2 separate regions of the Homo sapiens genome follow, and region 1 is linked to region 2. A link is a loop called in an ENCODE intact Hi-C map of the cell type or tissue named here. Cell type or tissue: Calu3. All regions are shown on one strand.

Evidence for each region. Hi-C counts contacts between places; a loop is a spot of excess contacts. Peaks named below come from ENCODE experiments on the same cell type or tissue, not always from the same donor. Only the 100,000 strongest peaks of a DNase experiment are listed, where the experiment ranks them.
Region 1: it touches region 2 in a loop (2.6-fold over the local background); 4 of 110 quality-filtered maps call a loop at or near these places.

The regions. Positions count from the first base shown.
Region 1 is chr10:58,751,776-58,759,775 of GRCh38, reverse strand. All of the region lies in intron 3 of BICC1 (BicC family RNA binding protein 1), which reads right to left. Among named protein-coding and RNA genes, the nearest start is that of BICC1, 240 kb to the right of the region's middle. In Calu3, no CTCF peak of the experiment used is centred here; a DNase peak (open chromatin) is centred at 3,915.
Region 2 is chr10:58,637,722-58,645,721 of GRCh38, reverse strand. The region is part of intron 2 of BICC1 (BicC family RNA binding protein 1); the gene reads right to left. Among named protein-coding and RNA genes, the nearest start is that of BICC1, 130 kb to the right of the region's middle. In Calu3, no CTCF peak of the experiment used is centred here; DNase peaks (open chromatin) are centred at 1,251 and 4,391.

The sequences.
Region 1 (8,000 bases), 110 kb before region 2:
GTGTTAGCCAGGATGGTCTCGATCTCCTGACCTCGTGATCCACCCGCCTCGGCCTCCCAAAGTGCTGGGATTACAGGTGTGAGCCACCGCGCCAGGCCTGCTCTCTTCTTCTTAATTATATTTTTAGGTTTTACAAAACAGAAAGTCAATGTTCAGTTTCTTTTACACCATAGAAAAAGAGTAAACAGGAAATATTGTATTAACAAATGAACAATTTAGTCATTTTCATTCCTTTACTGTTTTGACTTGTAACTTAGTAAAGAATGTTTTATGCCACTATACAAATACATACAATAAATACCCAGAGCTGTTTGTATCAAGGAATTAACCCATTTCATATGCCAGCACAAGGACTTAAATGCCTGCTTCCTAGATATTTAGACTAGTGTTCTCTCTCTAGAAAAGTTTCAAATATTTTAGGTTTCATAAATCTTTTTGTTTATATTGAAATTTGTATTTGTTTATATTGAATCATTTTTGCTTATATTGCCACTCTCTTAAATATTTTAATGATCAGGCCAGGTGTGGTTGCTCACTCCTGTAATTGCAGCACTTTGGGAGGCTGAGGTGGTCAGATCATCTGAGGTCAGGAGTTCGAGACCAGCCTGGCCAACATGACAAAACCCCGTCCCTACTAAAAATACAAAAATTAGCTGGGTGTGGTGGCACACACCTGTAATCCCAGCTACTCAGGAGGCTGAGGCAGAAGAATCACTTGAACCCGGGAGACAGACATTGCAATGAGCCGAGATTGTGCCACTGCACTCCAGCCTGAGTGACAAAGCAAGACTCCATCTCAAAATAAATAAATAAATAAATAAATAAATAAATAAATAAATAAATATTTTAATGATCAAAGATACTGTCCTTGGGAAGCTAAATTGGACTTAAGCAAGTGGCCAGCTTAAAAAAAATCTTATTAGAACAAAAGCTCAGTTTTTATTAATTTTAATTCCATTTTCTGATCAGACTTTACAGAACTTAACAGAGCTTTAAAAATCTCTTGCTCTTTTATTCCCCAAAACAGAAATGTTTCACAAGTAAAAAATAAAAAAAGTTAGTGCCATTTGTTTCATTATCTTAGACTTACCGATGATGAGAAGAAATGTCTGATAAAACATTTCTTAAGCTTGGCAGCTTTGGGTAATTATTTACAGGGTTGAAATAGAATTACTATCTAGACCCACAGTTTGGTTATTAGAACTAACCTTGTAACCAGGCAGGGACAAGAAGAACAGTGAACTGCCTTTTTGTCACAGACCTTATAGGGAAGAGGAGAAAAACTAGATGAACTATGTGCCAGGAATTCCTTTCTTAGTGAATGTCATACTCATGGCAGTGATTTAATAGCCTGTTCTAGGATACATCACAAGTTCCATTTTTTATTCAGTAGCAGAGAATTGTCAATTTGGTAGGGGAAGAATACATTAGTAATCATCTAGCAACCTTTAGGCACTTATAGTGAGGGGCTCCTATATAATGTCAAATCTATAAGTATATATGGCACATGCTAAACACACACTTGGGAACCGCAAACTTATGAATGGATTATATTCTGTAAGTGTTTATATGAACTGGTTATGTGAAATATACAACATATTTTTCCAACCAAAAAAAATTTTTAATGACGGCTACTGACCTAGGTTTGGCTCACAGAAGCCTAATCATTCATAGGATGACTTTAAAACTACATATATTTTTTTTTAAGATAGTAGAAGGAAAAATACTGCAAATGTGTTAAGTGTCAGTATGTTATGTCTTATGCAGAATGGCTTAGGAAACCAAGCACCACTGCTAAGGTTGCTTCCTATGGGTTGTTTCTGAGATAGGAAATGCATCTTCCCCTTGTGTTCTTCACAGTGTTGCTGACTGCCAAGAACTTCAAACCTTTTGCTGTGGCAGCAAAAAGAGAAGCCTTTGATGTAAAGGTCAGCTGTACACAGCTGATCTGAGTTGGCAGCCACAGGCTTAAGGACAGACTGCATTGATATTTATGGCATCTCTGGTTCTAACACAGTTTACCCAAGAACAACCTAAACATACAAATAATCACTGAAGGAAGTTATGTCTTGAATATCTTGAGAGTGGCTGACCTGGATGGGGGGTCCTGGCTCTTGTGAAATTACATAGGTGTACAGCATTAAAAGACCTGTGCCCTTCCTGTCCCTTTTTACGGACTCAATCTCTTAAAGGAACTGAAACCTTAGTCAGAGACTCTGAATATATACTCTCCATAACATCACTTACTGATAAGCTCCACTCTGGCATGGACTCACTGATATTTACTTCTGCATTCTTAAATGCTAGTCTCACAGAGGCTTTAGTTCTCACCTCTGACATCTCAATTAGGAGTGCATTTTCCAGTAGAAACATAGAAACATGATAATAGTTGGGTAGATAAATTGGTACTATATTTAACCATAACGTCAAATACTCGTCCTATAGAAAATGTGTTACGATTTCATAGAACTCATTGACAGCTTTATTTCATAGAGGAGAAATGTTCACATACTCATGAACAAATACAAATCCACAGAACATTATATAAAAGTAGTTTAACATTCAACAAGGTGGCTGATTTCATGCCTGAGCCACAGACTTGGTCTCATTATTTTATATACAGTCCTTGTATATTCTAAAGTCTTGTAGCGGGTTACACGATAAGTCCTGTTCAGCATCCCGTATTATAAATTACATACGGTTACTTCTCTGCACAATAAAAGGGCTTTGTTATTAGAGTAACTAAGAAATTAAAGCAGTGAGACAATAATTGAATTTTTAAAAATGTTAGCACCAATGAAAATTATTTGAAAATAGCATACAAGCATGCTTCACTATCAAAGTCTATGATATTGCTGAAATCCAACTACCAAGGAAATCATGTTATCTAAATCTACGAAGTCCCTGAGTTTTGGACAGCATAAGAGACTAGAAAGTTATCGCTTTTCTTTGTAAGACAGATCCATTATAAAAGGCATCTTAATGTTGCTAAAGTGTTCAATTGTCAATATTTGCTCAAACATGCCTTTGTTCGATATTAAACTGCTACGCTTCCTCACAAAGGAATTAACTGGTAACTTAATATGCCATTACAGTTGCTAAGGAGAAGACTCTGGCAAAAAAAAAAAAAAAAAAAAAAAAAAAAAAAAGGCTAGTAGTTGCTAAAGGGTCCTGGATCCCAAGAACTCCTTGAGAAGTGCGAGCCCATGGAAAACCCTTAGGGTGGGACCAGGACAAGAGGAAATGAGCAAACAGGACTCTTGGGTGTCCTGCTAGAAAGGGAATGGGAGGTAAACTCAGTAAACTGGTCCTAAATATAAGAGCAAGCTTAAAAATCAACAAAATGTTAATGACAAACCTTTGGGAGGCAAAGGCCAGGGACTCTAAATATTACCATGCCCCTCTCCACCCCCACACACAAAATCACAAAACAGCGAGTTTCATTTCACACAGGAATGCTTGTGGTTTCTCTAGCAAGGAGCAACGCAGTCTACGTGGAAATGCAAAAAACGGAAAAGCAAAAAAAAGCCTTTCCAGCTGGTTGGCTGGGAAAGAAGATCTATTGCCTTCTAAGATACGAAAGGGAGTATTTTTTAAAAGTCTCTATCTTGATGATGCTGGGACAGGTCATGTTACAAAAGAGCAACGTTTTTCAAAGGAATAGATACAACACATCCAGAAACAAGTGAAAATGGAACAAGCAGAGGTGTGAGGTTCCCAGGATAAGAAGAGGCAAATGTATAAAGAAATGTAAGGGACAGAATAAATAAATCCAGAGGAAAATGGGAAAAGCAAAGATGGGTGAAAACAGACATAGAACACGCAGGAGCAGAAGGAGAAAGTGAAATTATCTCACGGCAAAAACAGCAGAACTGTGAGGTGACTAATCACTAAGTAGTGGAAAATGTCCACAGGCAGTGTCTCTCAGGTTGCTCAAGAAAGCAGGTGTGGCCAATGCAGAGAAGCCTCGGCTGTAACTCTGTGGAATCAAATCCAGACTCAACCGCTGCTGGAAATAGTTTCCCAAAACCCAACTGAAATTCATCTTCCAGAATGTCATTGAAACTTAGGCCAAAAAGAAAAAAAAAATAAAAAGGAGAAAAAAAAATACAAGACAGGAATGTAATTTTAAAACACCCTTTCAAACCTAAGGTGTTTCTTCATGTGTCCATTTAGAACTGAGGGTTTTCATGAACTCTATTGCAACTTTTTCTGAAGATTTCAGACAGAAAATCCCTAAAGCAGAGGAAGCAGTACAGAGTTGCCAGAGCCCAGTGATTTCTCAGTCTCATTCAGGAAATAATTCACCAAATGTACTGTAATGTGAAATCCAACTAAATGTAAACTAAAATCACATGAAGAACTCTGGTTGTCCACCAAGGAATCAGCTCTTCTCAGTTTATAATCTGACAGCGCCACTGACTTTGGGACCATGGAAGCTGTAGCCTTTCCCCTAAGGTGACCAAAAGCAAAACAATAGCGCAGGAAATAGAAAGCAGGCTAGACACTAAACAGTGGGCCCTGGCAGTTAAAATTCCAAATCAAACCAAGTTCTTAAGACTAAATAGGAGTGTCTGTTTACCTCTGTGCATTTATACTTGATTTAAATGAAACAGTCACCAAGCCCAAAACAACTCTATGAAAACAAAAAACAAAGAAAAATCCTGTGATCTGACACAGTTGCTTTTCAAAATTTTCAGCATCAGGCTTCCACTCACCAACAGTTTTGGTTTACTAAGGAACTTTAAGAGAAACCAGATGTAACTTAAAATACAAGGACTGCAATACATACTGTAACTCATCTGGTATTAGCAACAATAAACCCCAGACCTATAAGGGGCTCACTCGCAATCTTGATCTATAAAGCTAAGGACCAATGGCATTAAGGATGCTACAAGAATAGCATTTTCACATTCAAAGTCCTTTCTCAGCCTTCCTCTGTCTTCTCAAACCATTTCTTCTTGCAGTCAGAGCTCAAGAAGAGTGTTTTACACACACACACACACACACACACATACACACCCCCCCTCACAAGTTTGTCCCTAAAGCCCATACAGTACAGAGGGCCACAGAAAGAAAATTTCTCAGCCATGCATAAGGCATCCCTGGGCTCCCCCAAGGAGACCACCCACCCCAGAAATGATGAGACACTCCTGCTCCCTGCCGTGTGAGGCATGTACTGAGCAAAGGTTGCCAACCTTTGGCAAGCTACGAAGAAATCAGAATGTAACTGCAAGAGACTTTAGACTTTTCTCCATGAGGAAACACCCACTTTAAAACAGCTGTGGATTTTCTTAATAATGTGCTACCAAAGGTACTTTAATCTTCTGTAACTGATTTTTGCAGACCCCCACATTTTCAACTTTTGGATTATCCAGTTTGCTGACAGAATTTGCTACATTCGTTCAGTCTTTCAAGTACTATTCAACTGAATCAAAAAACATCTTTTACTTGCAATAAAAGAAAATAAGTGCTTCCTCTCAAAGTTATTCACTCTAAATTTCCAACACACTAATTACTTTTAGTCAGATAATGACTGTAAGGAGACAAGAGTAAAAAAAGGCAACATTATACAGAGCTATGTTTGAGCTGTACATGAACACTTTGCTCCATCTGGCAGTCAAAACCAAAGCAAAACAAAACAAACCCAAAATTTCTGTAGTGGCCAAAAACATACAGTTTTTAGAAACACACAGTATGCTGTTTTTAGGCTGTTATTGCTGAATGTAGCCTTTTTATACACCTAATACCTCAAAATTTGCTTTACAGTTGGTGGTCAATGAAAGAGAAACACAAAAATTAAGTCCTATCATATGGTGAGTATGCAGAGATATCATCTACTGTCAATTTTAAGAAGAAAAAGAGAAGAAAAGTAAAGGGGGGGAAGAAAAATGAAACAGGACAAATGATATAGTACGGAATAGGGAAAAATGGCAAGGCAAGGCAAAAAGGGCCTTTGTCCAGCATATATCAAGGTATATTACAAAGTGTAAGAGAAAAATGGAAAAGAATAGAAATTCCAGAAAAATATAAAGGAGGGATGAAGAAAAAGAAAGAGAGAAAAGAGACTGTGTGTGTGTGTGTGTCTGTGTGTGTGTTTTCCAACTTAGCTAACAAGTGGCATCATAAAGAAAGCAGGTGTGGCCGATGCAGAGAAGTGGCATCATAAGCCTGTGAGAAAGGACAGATTATCTAGAAACTGATGCTGGGAAAACTGACTCATCTTGTGGAAAAAAATTGGATCCCTCTCATCATATACAAAAACATATTCCAGATGGATCAAAGGTCTACATAAGAAAGGTAAACTGACCAGGCGTGGTGGCTTATACCTGTAATCCCAGCACTTTGGGAGACCAAGGCAGGAGGATCACTTGAGCCCTGGAGGTTTGAGACAAGCCTGGACAACATAGCGAGACTCTGTCTCTAACAAAAATAAAAAATCAGCCAGGCCTGATGGTGTGTGCCTGGGGTCCCAATTGCTCAGGAGGCTGAGGTGGGGGAACCGCTTAAGCCTGGTAAATTGGGTCTGCAGAAAACTATGATCATGATCATGCCACTGCACTCCAGCCTGGGTGACAAAGGGATGCCCTATCTCAACAACAACAACAACAAAAACAACAACAACGTAAAATCAAATAGAAAAATATTAAGTTGACTTTGAGACACTAGGCTTTGGGGAGCCCAGCAGAGGCAGTGTAAATACCCATTTGCAGAGGAAGGAAGAGTGGAACACCCTGCAGCCCTTCAATCGCCCCACTTTTTCCTGATTACTCAGATGCAGCTACAAAGTTGTGACCACATTTTCTTTATGGGAAGCATAAAGAAAGCCAGCACAGCTCTCTAGAGAGCAGGCACCTCGGTCCCTGGTCACCTGCATCATCAGTCAATGGAACCAGCCTGCACTGCTGACCTCCAGACCTTTTGTGCTAAGTGGGAAAATTCACCTTTGCTCTTGGAAGCTACTACTGGTTGGGTTTTCTGTTCTTTGCAGCCACGAATGAAAGTGCATGGTAAAGTAAATGCTGTATACCCAAAGTAACAAAACATTGCCCACCACTATGGTTTTGAAATGTCCTTTAGCATTCAGGGCAGATGTGCTCTTGAAAATAATCAAAACTATTTCTAGAATCAACGGTGCCTCTAAGATACTCAACTAAGGAGATGGGATCAGAAGAAGATTCAGGAAGAAGAGAAATGAGAAGAAAGACAGCAGCCTAGCAGCCAAGTAGGATAAAGATGCTAAAAGAAAATTGTTCTTTCTCTCTTCACCCATTATTGAGCCCTGGTTCAACTGCTGCTAACCCAGGTTCTGATGGCATTCCGAAGAATCAGCCCCAGACAGACAGTAGGATTGTTCAGGAAGGCCCAAATCTTGCAATTGTGCCAGAGAATTAGATCCTTCTACTGAGACGTTTTGCAAGCAGATACTCAAACTCTATCCCTGGGCATGCCTAATATCAGAGAACTGCATGCCAATATATTTAAAATGCCATCAATACGCGCTGATGACAAAAACCTAGATTTATATACTTAGGTCAACTCCACAACAGCACAAATGTCACACTGTGAGGCTCTTTTACACTTTGCGGTGCCAGTGAAAAATCCTTTAGATTCAGCAATATAATTATAGCAAAGTGGGTTTGCTCTTTGTTTTTTCCACATTCTCTCCTTAGCTGAAGAGATATTTTAAAAATGCATACAACATCCAATTTTATGTCTAAAAATAAGAAAAACTGTAGAAGTTCAATAGCTCATGTGAAATCATAGTGAGGTATAATGTAGAGAAGGTTATAACAGAAAGGGAGGCTTGTTTTCATCTTAACACATTATTAAACTTGGTTTTCTGGAAAAAAATAAATGCACCCTATAGGTATGTTATATGTACAGTCTCAATTTCCAAATGCATTAGATTCCCTAAAAATATTGAGCCTGTGGTTTTTGGTTCCAAACCTACATGTGAATGGATATATGCTTCAGGCACTTTAAAAATACAAAGAAGT
Region 2 (8,000 bases):
CTGGCGAAGAAAATTTAACTTCATGACTGCCGCAAAATGCCAATGGGACTGCTGGCAGAAGTATTCTGTATTTCGAGTTCAAATAGTAATAGGGTTTACTACACTGCGAGCCAGGATCACAAAATATAAATGGAGAAACCAGCCAGGTTAGATGCTTGGGAAATGTCTTTTGTGTTTGTTGAAGTCTGCCTAGCAACTACTGGCAATTTTTGAAAGCACGTTCATCCTGGAAAAATAAATACCTGCCAAAATGCCAATCTGGTTCTAATTGCATACCTTTTCCCTCTTTTTTTTTTTTTTTTTTTTTTTTTTTTTGAGATGGAGTCTCGCTCTGTCGCCCAGGCTGGAGCGCAGTGGCGCGATCTCGGCTCACTGCAAGCTCCGCCTCCCGGGTTCACCATTCTCCTGCCTCAGCCTCCCGAGTAGCTGGGACTACAGGCGCCCACCACCACACCCAGCTAATTTTTTGTATTTTTAATAGAGACAAAGTTTCACCGAGTTAGTCAGGATGGTCTCGATCTCCTGACCTCGTGATCCACCCACCTCGGTCTCCCAAAGTGCTGGGATTACAGGCGTGAGCCACCGCGCCTGGCCACCTTTTCCCTCTTTAAAACATATCATGAGCTTCCCTACTTTGACCTAGGGTACTACAAAGTGTAAGAAAGAGGGTGTGTATTGGTGGGGCGGGGAGTTCTTTCTGTCCATATAAAGAAAATTTTTTTTGTTTAGACACAGACTAAACCTTTTAGAATGTGAACATAATACTATTTGATGACCTTTTATTGTTATTAAGAACCGGTATTTAAAAGTAACCCCAGCTCTGACTTAAAATATATATAGGCATACTTTTGAACATAAACTTAAAAAATCAAAATGATAGGCAAAATCTATCACTGCTTTTAACTTAAATTTTTAATCAAAAAGGCACAGTAGAAATATTATGAGATTTCAAATAACTTTACATGAAAGGTTATTTTTTTCTTTTTATAAGCTTGCCCTTCCTGACAACGTTGGCCAAATTAAATTCAATTCAATTTTCGAAGCTTAAGAACATTTAAAAAGTTAAAACAAGAAAATACTTATCCTTATCTAGTTTTTTCGATCACTCTAACGTGGCCCTAGATGTACAATTCCATGGAGCCTAAAGGGAGCCAGCTGTGGAATTGCCACAAGGCACGTATAGGATACACATGCCTTAAACAAAAACCAGAGACTTCCCAGGCACGGGGACGGGTGGAGTTCTGTTTCTGTGCTGCACAGACTAACAGGAGAAAAGGATCGATTGTTTTAGGGAGTTGACTCAAAAGAGCTAAACTGTCTTCCTTACACAACTTCTGGGTCTCAGGTAGAAGAATCGGGGCCAGGCACACAGGGAGTGGTAGCCAGGCAAACCTGGCCAAGTCAGTCAAAGTCTTTGAGCCAATTTTCTTTCTCTAAAATAAGAATAAAGCCACGCGGTTTCCCTGAGAATTGAGAGATCTCTTCTGTAGCAAGTGCCCTAGTATGATGCTTAAAACATTATAGGTACTTGGGAAAGAGTAGCTATGTGTTGTAACTGGTGCTACTGTAATAATTATTAGCAATAATAATATTCTAAAGGCCAGATAACCACCTTATCTAACTCAGCTGGGAGAAATTCATGGAGGACTGACAGGTATATATCTCATCGTAGATATTCCAAAAAAATTTCTAACTTTTTTAGAACTGATTTAAGTCATATTAGCACACAATAGAAAGCAAACTATATTATTTCCTATACTGACACATAACAGGAAACAACCATATTTCAGCAGGGTAGGTGCTGTTGAGGACATATTCTGCCAGACACACACTGCAGTGTCTCATTAGGTAATTAACAGAAGCTCCTCCAAGGTTCCTGTAGCAATAAAGCCTGTGATCTTCCAGAGCCACTAATTTATTTTTAATCTCATGGACCTTGTGGTTCTCCTAAATGGTCAGGCTTCCTTTTCTGCTGTGGCCATGGAGGAAGCTCAGATCCTGTTGGTGTGTGTTGTGTACAAATCTTATTGTTCCTCCTCTCAAATTATTTTCCAACACTTATTTTCCCTTCACAACAATTTCCTCTTCTATTTATTTTTCAGTCTGTATTACTAAATGTAAATTGTTAAGCCACTTCAAACCCCTTTTTGGAACAAAGGATAAAATAATGTACTGTAAGTCCTGACCATTCTGCTATTCAGAATTCACTCTAAAAATACAAGAATTCTATCATTCAACCTAGCCCAGCCAAGCTCACATTTAGAGGTAGCTAAAAGATTTCTCTGATGGACAGGTGGTGATTGACAACTAAAGAGGAACTTTCTTCAGAGAATACCTGGGAAATTTGACAAAATTCAATGCAAAGGAAGAAGATAGCAAAGAGCTCTGTAATCAGAACAAGGCCATCAAATCACTGAATGTAGCCAAATGCTCTTGGACACATACAGCTGTCACATAAGCAAGAGTATTATCCCTCTCTTGAATGCTTCTGTCCCGATCTGAGAGTGACATCATCACAAAGCCTTCAGAGGACTAGCCAGCCACAGGGATTTCAATTCCCCAGTTTTTAAGCTGAAGGTTTAAGTAATGATTAGCTGAGAAAGCCAAAAAATACAAGATTTTATTCATTAGTGTTCAAGAGAAGAGACATCTGGTTTACAAACCTCTTTGGTAAATAACACCTTGCAGACATTAAGTTTACAAGAATAATAAAGACAGGGCCAGACGCAGTGGCTCATGCCTGTAATCCTAGCACTTTGGGAGGCCGAGGCAGGAGGATTGCTTGAGCCAAGGAGTTTGCGACTGGCCTGGGCAACAAAGACCCCATCTCTACAAAAATAGTAAAAAAAATTAGCCGAGCATGGTTGCACACACATGTAGTCCCAGCTACTCAGGAGGCTGAGTGGGGAGAATTGCCTAAGCCCAGGAGGTCAAGACTGCAGTAAGCCGTGATCACATCACTGCACTCCAACCTGGGTGGCAGAGCAAGATCCTGCCTCAATAATAATAATAATAATAATAATAATAATAATAATAATAATAATAATAATAATAAATGGTTCATATTGTCAGGAGCATATGTGTTTTTGGTGACTGGTGCAATAGAATGATGGGTTGTACAGTCAACCACACTTTCCTGGGAGACCACTGGCTGAGTGGAACAGAAAGGATGACTGCACAGCTAGACGTTGAGGGCACGGTTTTGCAAATGTTCTCAAGTCACCAGGAACTCATTACAGGAAAAGTTCCATGACATTCCAGGAATAATGCCAACCTAGAACTCATCATTCTGACCTCTTCCTCTAACCAACCAAAGTCACTCTTCCACACCCTGGAACACAACACATAGAGATTTAATAAACATTTCAGGGAAGACAAGCTAAGATCTACATAATGACAGTACTCAGTACATGAAAACACCCCCAGCCTCTTTCGGAACTCAGGAATAAGAAGCCACCATGAGTAGCTGCTGTTCATTTTCATTCACCCCGAAAGTGCAGAGCCTAACTCACACCTCACAAAATGCAGATACTTCCCTGGGCTATTTTCCAGGTATTCAGCACTTACCAATTAATTAATAATTCTAAATGCCAGCTTTAGAGTAACTATTTACTATTCACTTAAATGTGCAAAGCTGGCCTTGAAGAGACCTGGCTATTCCAGTTTTACTATAAACTTGCAGCACTGCTATTACAATTTCAAATTGTGTCTTCCCTGCAAGATATTTTGTAACTATGTTTCAATGTTAAATTATTTTCTCTGAAAACATGTGGCCATTTAGACGTCAAAATAGCAACGTTAGGTACATTCATACTGCTGTGATTCACATTCCAACACAATGTGAATCACAATGTGAATTCCTAACACAATGTGAATCCCAACAATGCTAACACCACTAGACTGTATACTTAAAAATGGTTAAAATGGTAACTTTTATGTGTGTTTTACCACAATTTCTTGAAAAAAGAATCTCTCAAAAGAGGTTTTATCTATATAACCACATTGTTAACCCCACAGCCAACTCATTCTCCATTACAAAGTACAGAGGCTATAAAGTTTCCTAAAATACAAATGATAACCTTCGCTGTATTATTAGAACTTAAAATTACAAATGATTAATCTCTCTAAGACTAGTCAATACTCGAATAGCCAAGGGTATGAAGGCACCACCATACCATTTCTACTGAGCTATTTTCATTGCTTGAAATGTATTTGGTAATAGTGTTTGTTCCAGGAAAGCAAAAAAAAAAAGGAAAGAAAAAAAAGAAGTCAACCTAGATGGCGCCAAATCATCTCCTAACCTCAGGAAGACAAACATCTGCCTCTGAATCTGCAATAAGTCCTAGAAAAATTCCAACATGAAGCAAGGGCACGACGGCAAAACCACAATGCAAGTGTTGCCCTGATTTAAAAGGCAAACAAAACCCCGAGCCTGTCCAACACAGAGTAGATAATGAATAGCAGCCATCGCATGATAGAGCTTCCCAAAATCATTTCCTGGGGATTGCACTGTTAGCAACCCCTGTGGTTGCTCTATAAAAAGAAATTATTTACCAACTGCCTTGACATCATAGGTAATGGAATAATACATCAAATGAGATGCTTCATTTTTCCTGCTGAGGCTCAGCTCTAAGGAATGTATTATTGTTTTGGAAGAATTGTAAAAGAATTCCAATAAAGACAATTGAAAGAAAATACAATTATATCCTCAATGGGCAAGAATTTTTAAATGTGTTTTTCTAAGTGGAAAAGCAAAGAACTGCTTTTGAAAGTTGAAATAGACACTTAAGAAAGCTTTTTATCTATCCAAAGCAAGTGATGAAAATTTAGCTGTCCCTCAAAATTATTTTGTTTAAAAATTGAAGAGCTTTTTACTTGATGTGTTCACCATGTAATAGGTCCCTTCCAAGTTGTTTCTTTCGTAGACACATTATAATCAGTAATTATTCTATCTACTCATTTCTCTATACTTTGTCTGCATTCTTCAGTGAAATTTATGTTTGCTCCATAATGGCAGAATCCATGTCATAACTGCTCACCACTGTATTCCAAAGGCCCAACTCAGTACCTGCCACACACTAGTGGGCTCAAAAACAATTTTTGGTGAGTAAATGCACAGTTAATTGAGTATCCCATGGCTGCAATAACCATCTTAGGGTTTAACAAATGTCTATAAGCTGCATATGTAAATATTTTTGGTCTCAGAGATTTAAGAGGTCACAAAGGGAAGAAGGGCAGTCCATAATTTATTTAAAATCTAACTTAAGTTATAACACCTTAAGACTTTGCATGTAAAAAAGCCACAATGCAGCTTTCTTCAGTATGGATAAGGATTAGTTATTGCATTTCATGACAGCCCTACCTGTTTATAGGTAAACATTTTGGTACAAACACTCTATTATAACTTTGGTTTCTTCCTATACAACTGACACCTTTTTATATCCAAATAGCAAATAAAATGCTCGAGGAATGTTGTCAGTAAACACAGGCAGGGCATATAATGTAAATCCAGAACAAAACTACAGTGTGGATTCAATTCTTTTTCCAACCCAATCTTTTCTAAGAAGCTTATATTGCTTAATTTACTGATCAGTACTCCCATCAGAAAAAAAAGAATAAAAAGTAATGTTATCTTATGCTTACTGAAAAATTACCATTTCTGTCCAAAATTTGGTTAACAAGATCTTAGGGATGAGGCTCAGGGAAAATCATAAACTCTTTGTTGCACTGGACCCCGTTTCTCAATACTACACTGCATTTGAGAAGATTACACTGGATTAATTTCAATGGCAGCCAGTCTGGGCAACATGGCGAAACCCTGTCTCTACAAAAAATACAAAAATTAGCCAGGCATGGTGGCACATGCCTTTAGTCCCAGCTACTCGGGAGGCTGAGGTAGGAGGATCACTTGAGCCTGGGAGGTTGAGGCTTCATTGAGCCAAGATGTACCCCAGCCTGGGAGACGAAGGACCCTGTCTCAAAAAAAAAAAAAAAAAAAAAAATTTGGCCGGGCACAGTGGCTCATACCTGTAATTCCAGAACTTTGGGAGGTCAAGGCAGGTGGATCACCTGAGGTCAGGAGTTCGAGACCAGGCTGGCCAACATGGTGAAACCCCATCGCTACTAAAAATACAAAAAAAAAAAAAAAAAAAAACAATTAGCTGGGTGTGGTGGCAGGCGCCTGTAATCCCAGCTACTACTTGGGAGGCTGAGGCAGGAGAATTGCTTGAACCCAGGAGGCAGAGGTTGCAGTGAGCCGAGATTGCACCACTGCACTCCAGCCTGGGTGAGTGTGAGACTCTGTCTCAAAAAAAAAAAAAAAAATTTAAATGGCAGACTCACCACTGATGATCTTCTTGTTGCCCTACTTCACTGGGGAATTTAGGAAAATAAAAGCTTTGGCAAATATAAAAGTGCTACATAAATCTCACATTGAAAACAAATATGCTCTGTGAGCTGCTTCTTGGACACTATTTTGATTTATTGGGAACACTTAGGGTATAGATATGGATCTTCTGCACACTAAAAAAATTTTCAGTTAGGAGGAATAATTCAGAGATCTATTATACAACATGGTGACTAGTTAATAACAATGTATTTTATACTTGAAAATTGCTGAGTAGATTTTAGGTGTTCTTACCACAAAAAAGATAATTATATGAAGTAATGCATACGTTAATTAGCTTGATTTAGCTATTCCACAATGTACATATATACAATGAAATATGTACACCATAAATATATACAATTTTTATTTGTCAACTGCAAGAAAGAAAAAGATGAAAGCAAACGAGGGAGGGAGGGAGGGAAGAAAAAGGAAAAGAAAAGAAAAAAGAGAAGAGAAAAAAGAGAAGAGAAAAAAGAAAAGAAAAGAAAAGAAAAAAGAATTTCAAAGCTTTAGAGACCATATGCTTAGTTCTACCCCTCCTTTGACGAATAACGGAACCAGAGGCCTTGAAGAGATACCCAGTGCCGGGACTATCTCTGCCTGCTTTCTCCTCATTGGTGCTCTTTTCACAACAAGCGGTGGCTCTTATTGGTACAAGTAGCCTCTGGGCATCCTTTCTCATCACCCCCTGCCACAAAACCCAGAGAAGGCTGATGAGGCACACACAGCTCTTGGGAATAAGAGGACTTTCAAGTCTGTGAACTCTGGGTGACCCATGTGTAGACCAGTGTCTACATTTCAGAAGCACTGAGACCAAAAAGGGGAGAGGCGTTGGGGAAAGGAGCCTGAGACAGGGAGAAAGCAAAGAAGGCAAGAGTCAAATAAACGAGCCTTTTTTCCTTTAACTGCAGCTTGAGTTAGTCCAATTCAGAACCACATTTTGAAAAGAATACACTTATCCCCACATTTCCTATTTGACATTTTTAAGCTGTTTTTTTCAAATGGCCTTTTTTTTTAACTCTGTAATTACTTACCATAAAGTACAGATGTTATTTTCTATAACATTAAAGAGATGAATAAGAAAACTCCTGGCTTACAGGCAATTCTACATGAACCCTCAATTTCTGGAATGCAAGTTAATTCCTAATAAGTCACTATTTCCAGCCCTGCTCTGTTACTCTAAACCTTACCACCTAGACTTAAAAGTCATCGTATTAGTTAAAATTACATTCTTTTTTTCCTCCAAAACAGCCCTCCTGCTAGATGTTACTATGTCTGTCATTTAGTATTAGAAACTTTAAAATCCACTTCATTCCACTACATCCTACATCCAAGATTCTTCCTTCTAATTTCCTAATATCAGTCCCTTTATCTTCCTGTTCGCATACCTCCCCCAAATTCCCAGGCCTTCTGTACCTTACTGGTCCTGTTTAAGTGATTCCCCTGGCTATCACAGTGCTTAGTTACTAGATCCCCTCTGGTCCACCATGCCTGTCCCAATTTATAAGTTATGCCACTGGTACCTATACTGATCCTCAACAAACTACCTCTACTCACAGCCAATAACTGACAGAATCTACTATGTTATCATGTTTTACAGAGCTCTAACACA